2 separate regions of the Homo sapiens genome follow, and region 2 is linked to region 1. Evidence: read pairs that join two places in POLR2A ChIA-PET (ENCODE). Cell type or tissue: OCI-LY7. All regions are shown on one strand. Each heading gives the region's core, and the rest is flanking DNA. Links, peaks and the distances in the headings are about the cores only.

What was found. ChIA-PET counts read pairs that join two places held together with the same protein. Peaks named below come from ENCODE experiments on the same cell type or tissue, not always from the same donor. Only the 100,000 strongest peaks of a DNase experiment are listed, where the experiment ranks them.
Region 2: POLR2A ChIA-PET joins it to region 1 with 6 read pairs; 7 of 35 experiments call an interaction of 5 or more read pairs at or near these places.

Annotation. Positions count from the first base shown.
Region 1 is chr5:140,267,972-140,273,347 of GRCh38, forward strand. All of the region lies in intron 3 of PFDN1 (prefoldin subunit 1), which reads right to left. Among named protein-coding and RNA genes, the nearest start is that of PFDN1, 32 kb to the right of the region's middle. In OCI-LY7, for the core only: no CTCF peak of the experiment used is centred there; no DNase peak of the experiment used is centred there; H3K4me3 peaks cover 263 bases; H3K27ac peaks cover 1,103 bases.
Region 2 is chr5:140,358,705-140,364,080 of GRCh38, forward strand. It overlaps SLC4A9 (solute carrier family 4 member 9), which reads left to right and starts at 1,490. Exons shown (of 22, transcript NM_031467.3): 1 at 1,490-1,762; 2 at 2,108-2,268; 3 at 2,550-2,663; 4 at 3,104-3,159; 5 at 3,313-3,470; 6 at 3,741-3,828; 7 at 4,208-4,362; 8 at 4,735-4,851; 9 at 5,024-5,198; 10 at 5,350-5,376. The coding sequence starts at 1,533. RefSeq lists enhancers at 4,351-4,500, 4,371-4,916. In OCI-LY7, for the core only: CTCF peaks have their summits at 4,642 (motif pointing right) and 4,853; a DNase peak (open chromatin) is centred at 4,647; H3K4me3 peaks cover 311 bases.

The DNA of each region.
Region 1 (5,376 bases), core at 56-5,055:
GTTTTACACAAAGGTTAGGAATACAATGCATCTGTGTCCATTCTGGAAAAACTTCCTCACAAGATGACTATGTAACCAAAAGAATAGCTTCGTGAATAGTGATGGAATTCAAATATTTCGATTATGCTGGCAGCAGGTAAGAGACTGAAAGCAAGACAAAGTGAGCTGGGAGAAACCTCAAATTAGACATAATTAGCAAAACAGCATTGTCCCTAGTCATTCTATTTATAAATGAAGTAATATGCAAAAATCATTTGAAAAATGAATAAAACGGTAAGATAAAAATGGTAAAAGCCCTATGAAAATGGTGTAACTGTTTGCATCAGCAGATAAACTAAAATTCACAAAAAAAGTTATTAAAATAAATAAGATACAATTCATTAAAAAGTTCATAAACGGGATGGGCACAGTGGCTCACACCTGTAATCCCAGCACTTTGGGAGGCCAAGGTGGACCGCTTGAGGCCAGGAGTTCAAGATCAGCCTGGCCAACGTGGTGAAACCCCATCTCTACTAAAATACAAAAATTAGCCGGTTATGGTGGCGCACCCTGTAATCCCAGCTACTCGGGAGGCTGAGGCAGGAAATCTTTTGAATCTGGGAGTCAGAGGCTGCAGTGAGCCAAGAATGCACCACTGCACTCCAGCCTGGGTGACAGAGTAAGACTCCATCTCAACAACAACAACAAAAAAAAGTTCATAAATACTCAAGGAATCTAAACACAGGAACATGCATGCTACTATTCTAAGTATCATATATTTTATAAGACAGGATAAAGCACTATAAATGAATAAAGTGATGTCTTCCTGGGTATGTCAATTACATATGTGGAGTTAAACTATTCAGCTCTATCTGAAAATATATTTCTAAAACAAGGTGATGCCTAATGTAGTTTACCTTTAAGCCATTACATGGACATCTCTGTGATTTAAATGACTGCAAAGATATCAAAGGAGATGCCATCACCTTGAATTACATTTTAGATATAGGTAGACAACTAGCTTCATTTTAGCTTCAAAATAGGATTCCAATTAACTTTTTATTTTTTATGTATTTTTTGAGATGGGGGGCTCGCTCTGTCACCCAGGCTGGAGTACAGTGGTGCTATCAAGGCTCACTGCAGCCTCAATCACCTGGGCTCAAGCAATCCTCCCACCTCAGCCTCTGCAGTAGCTGGGACCACAGGCATGCACCACCATGCCCAGATAGTTTTTTAATTATTTGTAGAGATGAGGTCTCACTTTGTTGCCCAGGCTGGTCTCGAACTCCAGGGCTCAAAAGATCTGCCTGCCTCAGACTCCCAAAGTGCTGGGATTATAGGCATGAGCCACAGCACCCAGCCTTATAACTTTTTTTTTTTTTTTTGAGATGGAGCTTCGCTCTTATTGCCCAGGCTGGAGTGCAATGGCATGATCTCTGCTCACCGCAACCTCCATCTCCCGGGTTCAAGCGATTCTCCTGCCTCAGCCTCCCCAGTAGCTGGGATTACAGGCATGCGCCACCACGCCCGGCTAATTTTGTATTTTTAGTAGAGATGGGGGTCTCTCCATGTTGGTCAGGCTGGTCTCGAACTCCTGACCTCAGATCATCTGCCCGCCTTGGCCTCCCAAAATGCTGGGATTATAGGCGTGAGCCACCGTGACCCGCCTTTAACTTTTTAAATTAAGACAATGATCTGGACAAAGGAAATTGTTTTTGTTTTGTTTTGCTTTCCTCCATCTTTTCATTTTAAGGGGGCATTTTTGCTCCTAAAATGGAAACTCAGAAAAAGACCAAGGTTATAACAATAAACTTAATAGAAGTGACTGGAGTGACCCTAGAGATCTTCTAATCCAATATTCTCATTTTATGTGAGGAAACTGAGGCTTAGCGTACAGCAAGAGTTAGAATGAAGAACTCCTAAATTAACATAAGGCTTTTAAAATTAGGAATTTAGGGTAATGAACGCTCTGTTGTAAATCTAGTAGACTTGGAAATTTCTATTTATGGCTGAAATGTCAACCTTTCTTTGGATCTTTTTCTGAGCTGATGTGTAGCATGCTTATTAATAAAGGTGTGGCCTTCCCCACATGAAGTATTGAACTTGCTTTTTATGGCTAGTATCTATTACCTCAGGTTGGAGGACACCTGTGATGTAAGAACAGAAACTGATCAGAGTAAGAATCTAGGATAAGGATTCTTGGCAAGGAAGTATGTAATGACATGAAAGAAAATCCAAAGTCTAACTCATTAAAAGAAATCATTCTCTAGGCAGCCTGAAAATGATTTGAGGAATCCAGGCATGGGAGGGTGGAGACTAAGGACATATGGTTAGACAGAGAAGAGTATAGACCATATAAAGCATGTAACAATGAAGGCTGAGGTCAACAACTCCCTAAAGCATTCAAAGGGATAGTTGGGTATGGGGACAGATAAGTATTCCAAGGAGAGCAACAAGGCACCCAATGTATCCAAGAAGAAAATAATAACTGAAACAAGATGCAAAAAGCTGAACTCTGGGCTAATTGGAATGCAAATCCAATTATCTTAAGTCTCTTATCTTAATCATAAAATGAAGATGCGCCACCAGGAAACAGATCAAATCAAGGGTATATCAATGTGTGTGTTAAATATCTGTAATATATATTTCAAGATAAATAAGGAAGGCTATCCAATTAAAAGAACCAATCTATGGGCCAGGCACGATGGCTTATGCCTGTAATCCCAGCACTTTGGGAGGCCGAGGCGGGCGGATAACGGGGTCAGGAGATCAAGACCATCCTGGCTAACATGGTGAAACCCTGTCTCTTCTAAAAATACAAAAAAATTAGCCGGGCGTGGTGGCGGGCGCCTGTAGTCCCAGCTACTTGGGAGGCTGAGGTAGGAGAATGGTGTGAACCTGGGAGGTGGAGCTTGCAGTGAGCCAAGATTGCGCCACTGCACTCCAGCCTGGGTGACAGAGCAAGACTCCGTCTCAAAAAAAAAGAACCAATCTATTTGAACTGCTTACATCTAAGTTCTCATTGGATCTACAATACTTCTATGAAGGAAATAAAATGCATCACAGATGCTTTATATTTGGGCAAATTTTAGCACTTGGATCATAACATATACAATGAACAAGGCATTGACAATATTAATAAGAAAAAATGCTCAAACAGAAAAAGAGCATATATGGTGGGCTTTTTCAGACCTATACCAACTCTTCTCTGAAAGCCACAAAGGAGGATTCTGCAGCTACATTAAGCCCTAAGACATCAGGACATAGAGACTATATATATAGTTCATGATAAACTCTGGGGTTTCCAACCAGCAGGCTCTCTTAGACTGAAGTCCTAAATAACCGAAAACTATTTTAAAACAAACATACATTTTTATAAATGTTAAGAATGCAAATGAGCTCTATAAAGAGATAAGTACTCATGTTTGAAATCCCAATATATGCACAATAAGAGAAATCACTTCACCCAAGACTCTCCAAGTCAAAACAACGTAGGAAAGAGATTAATTTTACATCTTGCATTGATTTCTAAGATAAAAATTTTAAAAAGACATCCATAAGTGTCTAGCTATCTAGCTACTATGGAAAGTAGGAAATCATCAAGCTAATTTTAATCATCAGGAGTGTAAACGTTTTATACTTCTTCCCAGGATGCAAGCTCTCCTGGAGTGTGGGTGGAGGGTGGTTTCTGAAAATTATCTTAGCAAGATGCTAAGATAAACTGTAAAAATACTCCATGAGAATACCTTCACTTGTTAAGAATAAAAATGGACTGTCTAGATAGATAAATTGTGGTACTTCTATATGACGGGATACTATGCAGCAATGAAATGAACAACTCACAATCTCAAGAGATAACACAGATATACTTCACAAACACAACGTGGAGAGAAAGAAGTGAGGCAAAAAAATAGTGATTTTGTTCATGTAAAGTTCAGAAACAAGCTAAACTAAATTATATATATACACACACATATATATACATAAAATACATATATACATAATATATATATTTATATACATAAGATATATATTTATATACATAAGATATATTTATACACATAAAATATATTTGTTGTTGTCTTTTGAGATGGAGTCTCACTGTGACGCCCAGGCCGGAGTGCAATAGCGTAATCTTGGCTCACTGCAACCTCCACCACCAGGGTTCAAGCGATTCTCCTGCCCCAGCCTCCCGAGTAGCTGGGGCTACAGACGCGTGCCACCAGGCCCAGCTAATTTTTGTATTTTTAGTAGAGACAGGATTTCACCATATTGGCCAGGCTGGCCTTGAACTCCTGACCTCAGGTGATCTGCCCGCCTCAGCCTCCCAAAGTGCTGGGATTACAGGCGTGAGCCACCACGCCCAGCCTAAATTATATTATTTTAGAGATACATCCATAGGTGGTAAAACCATTTTTTTTTTTTTTTGAGACAGAGTCTTGCTCTGTCACCCAGGCTGGAGTGCAGTGGCATGATCTCGGCTCACTGCAACCTCCACCTCCCGGGTTCAAGCAATTCTCGGCCTCAGCCTCCCAAGTAGCTAGGATTACAGGCGCCCACCACCACGCCCGGCTAATTTTTGTAGTTTTAGTAGAGACGGGGTTTCACCATCTTGGCCAGGCTGGTCTTGAACTCCTGACCTCATGATCTACCCGCCTCAGCCTCCCAAAGTGCTGGGATTACAGGCATGAGCCACCATGCCCGGCTGTAAAACTGTATTTTTGAAAAAGGAAATAATTATCACAAAAGTTAGGGAAGTAGTTACTTGATGGGAGAGGCAGGCAGGGATGGCACATGATTAGGCAGTGATAAACAACAAGGAGGGTTCTGGTTTCCTGACAACATTTGATTTACTGGCCTGGATAACTGACGTGTTTGCTTTATAATGATTAAGCTATAAATGTTATTTAACACATTTCTTAAATGCTACATTTCAATAAAAAATTAATGACTAAATTTTTAATGGATTATAAACTTAGAGCTATGCAAGCAGATGAACTGCTGGGCATATGTCTTGTTTAATGTTTTAAAAACATTCTATCATTGGCTCTGCTATCCCCTGCCCTCCTTTCTTCATTGAAAAACAGAGGTAAGACCAAGTCTGGCCAATATGGTGAAACCCCATCTCTACTAATGATACAAAAATTAGCCGGGCATGGTGGCATGCACCTGTAGTCCCAGCTACTCAGGAGGTTGAGGCAGAAGAATCGCTTGAACCCAGGAGGCGGAGGTTGCAGTGAGCCGAGATCGTGCCACTGCACTCTAGCCTGGGCAACAGAGCAAGACTCCATCTCAAAAAAAAAAAAAAAAAGAGAAAAACAGAGGTAAGAATCAGTGACTATCATACAGTAGAGTCCACCTGACATCACCTCCAAATGGGGGCTCCTATTATATACA
Region 2 (5,376 bases), core at 377-5,376, 91 kb after region 1:
GCCACGACAAGGAGCTTGATTTTTTTTTCTTCTTCTTCTAGGAGTAATGGGAGTGTGTTGGGTGAGTATTGAACCGAAGAGTAATGTGGCTCAACTGCCTTTTGAAAGGACATGTATGGTGTGGAGGATGGACTTTGGGCAAGGGAGGAAGAGTGGAAGCAGGGGGGTTATTACAAGAGACCAGGAAGCTACTGAAATAATTCAGGTGAGAAATGATGGTTGTTTGAATCAGGGTAGCAGTGCTGGAGGTGGGGAGATGTGGTTGGATTATGGGTATATTTTGAAGATAGAGTCAACAGGATTTGCAAATAATGGACCACATTTTCCTTTGCTCATTTAGCTCCAGGAACTCCTTCACTTACACCCCCTAGTGGGCTCCTCCATCCTCACAGGGCAGATCCCAGGGACACAGCTAAATTAGGGAATTCCTAAGTGTTGTTGGACAAAAGAATTTAAGACTCGTTAGCTGGGCAGCCAGGCACAGTGGCTTACGCTTGTAATCCTAGCACTTTGGGAGGCTGAGGCGGATGGATCACCTGAGGTCAGGAGTTTTTGAGACCAGCCTGGCCAACATGGTGAAACCCTGTCTCTACTAAAAATATAAAAATCAGCCAGGCCTGGTGGCACATGTCTGTAATCTCAGCTACTTGGGAGGCTGAGGCAGGAGAATCACTTGAACCCAAGAGGTGAAGGTTGCAGTGAGCTGAGATCACACCACTGCACTCCAGCCTGGGCGACAGAGCGAGACTCCGTCTCAAAAATAAAATAAAATAAAATAAAAGACTTAGCTGGGCATGGTGGCGTGCACCTGTAGTCCCAACTACCTTGGAGGCTGAGGTGGGAGGATCACTTGAGCTAGGAGGTCAAAGGTGCAGTGAGCTATAACTGTGCCACTACACTCCAGACTGGGTGAGAGAGTGAGACCCTGTCTCAAAAAAAAAGAAAAGAAAAGAATTTAAGACTCAGACACTAGGTCTTCCACCATTATCCCATTTAATGGGCAGGTCCTCTGCCTGCTATCTCCCTTACCCTGTCTGGCTTCCATGGACTCAATTATTTATTAGGTCCCTGTTTGTCCAAATAGGTGTGTCTGTGGCCCCAGGGGTGTGTTGGTGACACCCAAAACAGTCCTGGGTGTTTGGTATTTATATTTGATACAAGTGAGGGGGGCAGCAAAATCTGGGGGTACCAAGTCCTCAGACCCAAGCCAATCATTTACTCCTGTTTCTTTACACAAAACACAGTGGGATCAGACCTGATACCACAGGAAATGCACATACACATTTTGGCCCCAGGTTGGGCATTTCTGGAGAGCCTGGGAAAGGCCAGACTAGTCTTACAAATACTCTTATGCCAGCAGGGGGTGGGGTAAGCAAGTAGGGGAGTAGGTGACCGGTAGAGTCTGGAGTCAGCAGGCCTTGTTCTGTTTGTGTTGTGCTGCAGTGGGGGATGCATTATAAATGCAACCAGCCAGAGGGCCCCTGGCTTCAGAACCTAGGACTGTACTGGTTCTGAGATTCTGTGCAAGCCTCATGGAAATGAAGCTGCCAGGCCAGGAAGGGTTTGAAGCCTCCAGTGCTCCTAGAAATATTCCTTCAGGGGAGCTGGACAGCAACCCTGACCCTGGCACCGGCCCCAGCCCTGATGGCCCCTCAGACACAGAGAGCAAGGAACTGGGAGTACCCAAAGACCCTCTGCTCTTCATTCAGCTGAATGAGCTGCTGGGCTGGCCCCAGGCGCTGGAGTGGAGAGAGACAGGCAGGTAAGTTGGATGCAGGCCAGTTCTGTGGGATCCTTCCCCTTCCCCAGCTGGAGCCTCCTATATGTCCCCCAGCGCTTCTTATGGGGCTGCCCAAAATTAGGATTTTCCCAGCTGTGTTCCCTTATTTCAGGGTCTTACCTTCCATGATGCCCAGCCTCCTCTGCAGTCTAGTTTTGAGATCCCCAAGACCCTAGATGAGGGGTGACTGCCAGGGTGGGGGGGAGACTTCACACCACTGGGCCCAGGATGCCCTCATTGCCTTGCCTTCCCTAGCTCCTCTGCATCTCTGCTCCTGGACATGGGAGAAATGCCCTCAATAACACTGTCTACCCACCTTCATCACAGGTGGGTACTGTTTGAGGAGAAGTTGGAGGTGGCTGCAGGCCGGTGGAGTGCCCCCCACGTGCCCACCCTGGCACTGCCCAGCCTCCAGAAGCTCCGCAGCCTGCTGGCCGAGGGCCTTGTACTGCTGGACTGCCCAGCTCAGAGCCTCCTGGAGCTCGTGGGTAGGCTGGGATCCTTTGCAGGAAGGGCCTGGGTAGCCATGCCTTTTCCCCAGGATTTCCCCTCCAAAGTCTTGAAATCTTCCAGAGCCCATCCCTACCCCTCCTAGGATTGTCTACCCTTGTCACAGGGTGGACATGGAAAAGCAGGGTGGAGGAGCAAGTTCATTGGCCCTGGCATTCTGAGACTCCCAGAAGGGAAAGGTGTCTGGGCAGAGGGAGAAGGGGAAGAGTGTGCGGCAGGGAACTCTCAGGAAGGAGATGACCCCCAATCCATTCTCCAGAGCAGGTGACCAGGGTGGAGTCGCTGAGCCCAGAGCTGAGAGGGCAGTTGCAGGCCTTGCTGCTGCAGAGACCCCAGCATTACAACCAGACCACAGGCACCAGGCCCTGCTGGGGTGAGAGCCCCTCCCTGGGCCCAGGACCAAGACCCTGGTGTGGCAGGGTCTCAGATCTCCCCTGCACCTTCCAGGGCTAGAAGTAGCCCAGGCTTAGTTCAGGCTCCAACCCAGGACTCATGAGCAAGAGGAAACTGGTGGTAATGTTGTGGGGAGAAGATTCAGGGGGCTAGAATCGTAAGAGAGTTCTGTGAAGACATGTACTTGGTAGGCACTAGGCCTACCATTTGATCTTCACAGTATCTCATTTGATCTTCACAACCACCCTGTAAATAGTACCACAATTATCCCCATTTTAGTGGTGAGAAAACTGTGGCTCAGAGTGGAGAAGGGTATACTCTAATTCTTACAGCTTGTCAGTGGCAAAAGTGATTAGGGAATCCTGGTGGATCCACCCCCAAAGCCTGTGGTCTTAATCACTGCATAATCCTGTTTTGTAGGCTCTACTCATCCAAGAAAGGCTTCTGACAATGAGGAAGCCCCCCTGAGGGAACAGGTTTGTGGCCCTTCCTTGGGGTCCCTTTCCAGTGGCTGGGAGAGGGGTTAGAAATTAACAAAAGTCTACTCTCCACTGGATTTCTCATCATTTGAGATCTTATCCTCCCCAAATAACCTTTCATATTCTGTGTCTCCTTGAACCCCCATCCAGTGTCAGAACCCCCTGAGACAGAAGCTACCTCCAGGAGCTGAGGCAGGGACTGTGCTGGCAGGGGAGCTGGGCTTCCTGGCACAGCCACTGGGAGCCTTTGTTCGACTGCGGAACCCTGTGGTACTGGGGTCCCTTACTGAGGTGTCCCTCCCAAGCAGGTGAGGCTACTGAGTGAGTGGGAGTCAGGGATCCCAGAACCTAGAAGGGTCTTTACTGAGGAGGGGAAGGAGGGTCTCAGTCTGATTCTCTGAGGCTGTGGGGAGGATGGTGCTCAGGGGTCTGGGGAGAGAGTAGTGGTCAGGGCTGCATGGTAGGTGTGCAAATGAGTGTGTTTATGGGAGCTGATAGGTCAGAGCTGAGCATCAGAGGCCAGGGCTGCCCTGTGGGAAAGCAGCCTGTGAATCTCTGGGGCCTGGTTCCTTCCTCAGGTTTTTCTGCCTTCTCCTGGGCCCCTGTATGCTGGGAAAGGGCTACCATGAGATGGGACGGGCAGCAGCTGTCCTCCTCAGTGACCCGGTGAGCTGAGCAGGTGTGTGTGTGTGCGCGCGCACGCGTGCATGCCTGTGTGTGTGTGCACACATGCATACATGCATGGGCTCATGTGAGTGTGTGTGTGTGGACTCTGTATGTGTCCCTAAATACAGCAATGAGGCACAGTGAGCACTGAGACTGAAGTTTCCTCGTCTCCTAGTGCAGCCCCATTACTGGATGAGTGCTGGCACACTGTAGGCACTCAATAGATACCCACTGAATGAATGAATTAATGCATGCATAAAGGAATGTGTGAATGACTTGTCTGCCTCTGTGACTTGTGTCTGTCTAGTTTTGAGACTATGAAAATGCATGTAAGAGACCAGGTTTGCACTTACCACCCATTCTGTGCCCCCATTCCCAGCAATTCCAGTGGTCAGTTCGTCGGGCCAGCAACCTTCATGACCTTCTGGCAGCCCTGGATGCATTCCTAGAGGAGGTGACAGTGCTTCCCCCAGGTCGGTGGGACCCAACAGCCCGGATTCCCCCGCCCAAATGTCTGCCATCTCAGCACAAAAGGTACCTGGGAGCCATCATCCCATACAGATTCCTGCCCATATAGGCCCTGGGTCTAATTCCATTGTTGAGGAGGGGTGGTGTCCCAGGAAAGAGATAGGGACCTATCTTTGGATTTGGAGTCAGGCAGACCTAACTCTGAGTTCTGCTGGACTACTCTCTCGCTAAGAGACCTGAACAAAGACCTTCCCTGCCCGAGCCTGGCTTTCACAGGTCGCAATATGACCTGGACCTTCTAGAGGCCCAGGTGTCGCCATGGTTCCCTCGCCGGCAGAGACAAGAGCAGCCGCTAGGGGGCAGGGCGCCACGAGCTCTGGACCGAGTCGCAGACTGGTTGGAGATCCTCAGCCAACCTGGGGTTCCCCTCCTCCTCAGGCTTCCCTCGCAACAGCGGGAGATCAGAGGTCCCGCCGTCCCGCGCCTGACCTCGGCTGAGGACAGGCACCGCCATGGGCCACACGCACACAGCCCGGAGTTGCAGCGGACCGGCAGGTGAGGCGAGCTGGGAGGAAACAAGGGTAGGTGACCTGGGGGAGGGGAGGAGTCACAGGGAAACTGAGGTGTGTGCTCACTGTGGGAGGGGCTCACCCGGTCACAGGGAAAGTAGCGGGGATGCGGGTGTGGAGTGTGAAAACCTGGATCACTGACGACCCTCGGGCGGGAGGCTGTTTGGGGGCCTTATCCAGGACGTGCGCAGGAAGGTCCCGTGGTACCCCAGCGATTTCTTGGACGCCCTGCATCTCCAGTGCTTCTCGGCCGTACTCTACATTTACCTGGCCACTGTCACTAATGCCATCACTTTTGGGGGTCTGCTGGGAGATGCCACTGATGGTGCCCAGGTGGGTAGGGCCCAGGGGGCAGGCACAAGCGTTGGTGTCCCCTAGTCCATCCCTTCCCCTGGGACTATGGGTAAGTTAAGGAGGCTCTCCCAAAGCTTCAAAGGACCCCGAGGACTTCAGGGTCCTGTGCTGAGCCCCTGTTGGCTTCCAGGGAGTGCTGGAAAGTTTCCTGGGCACA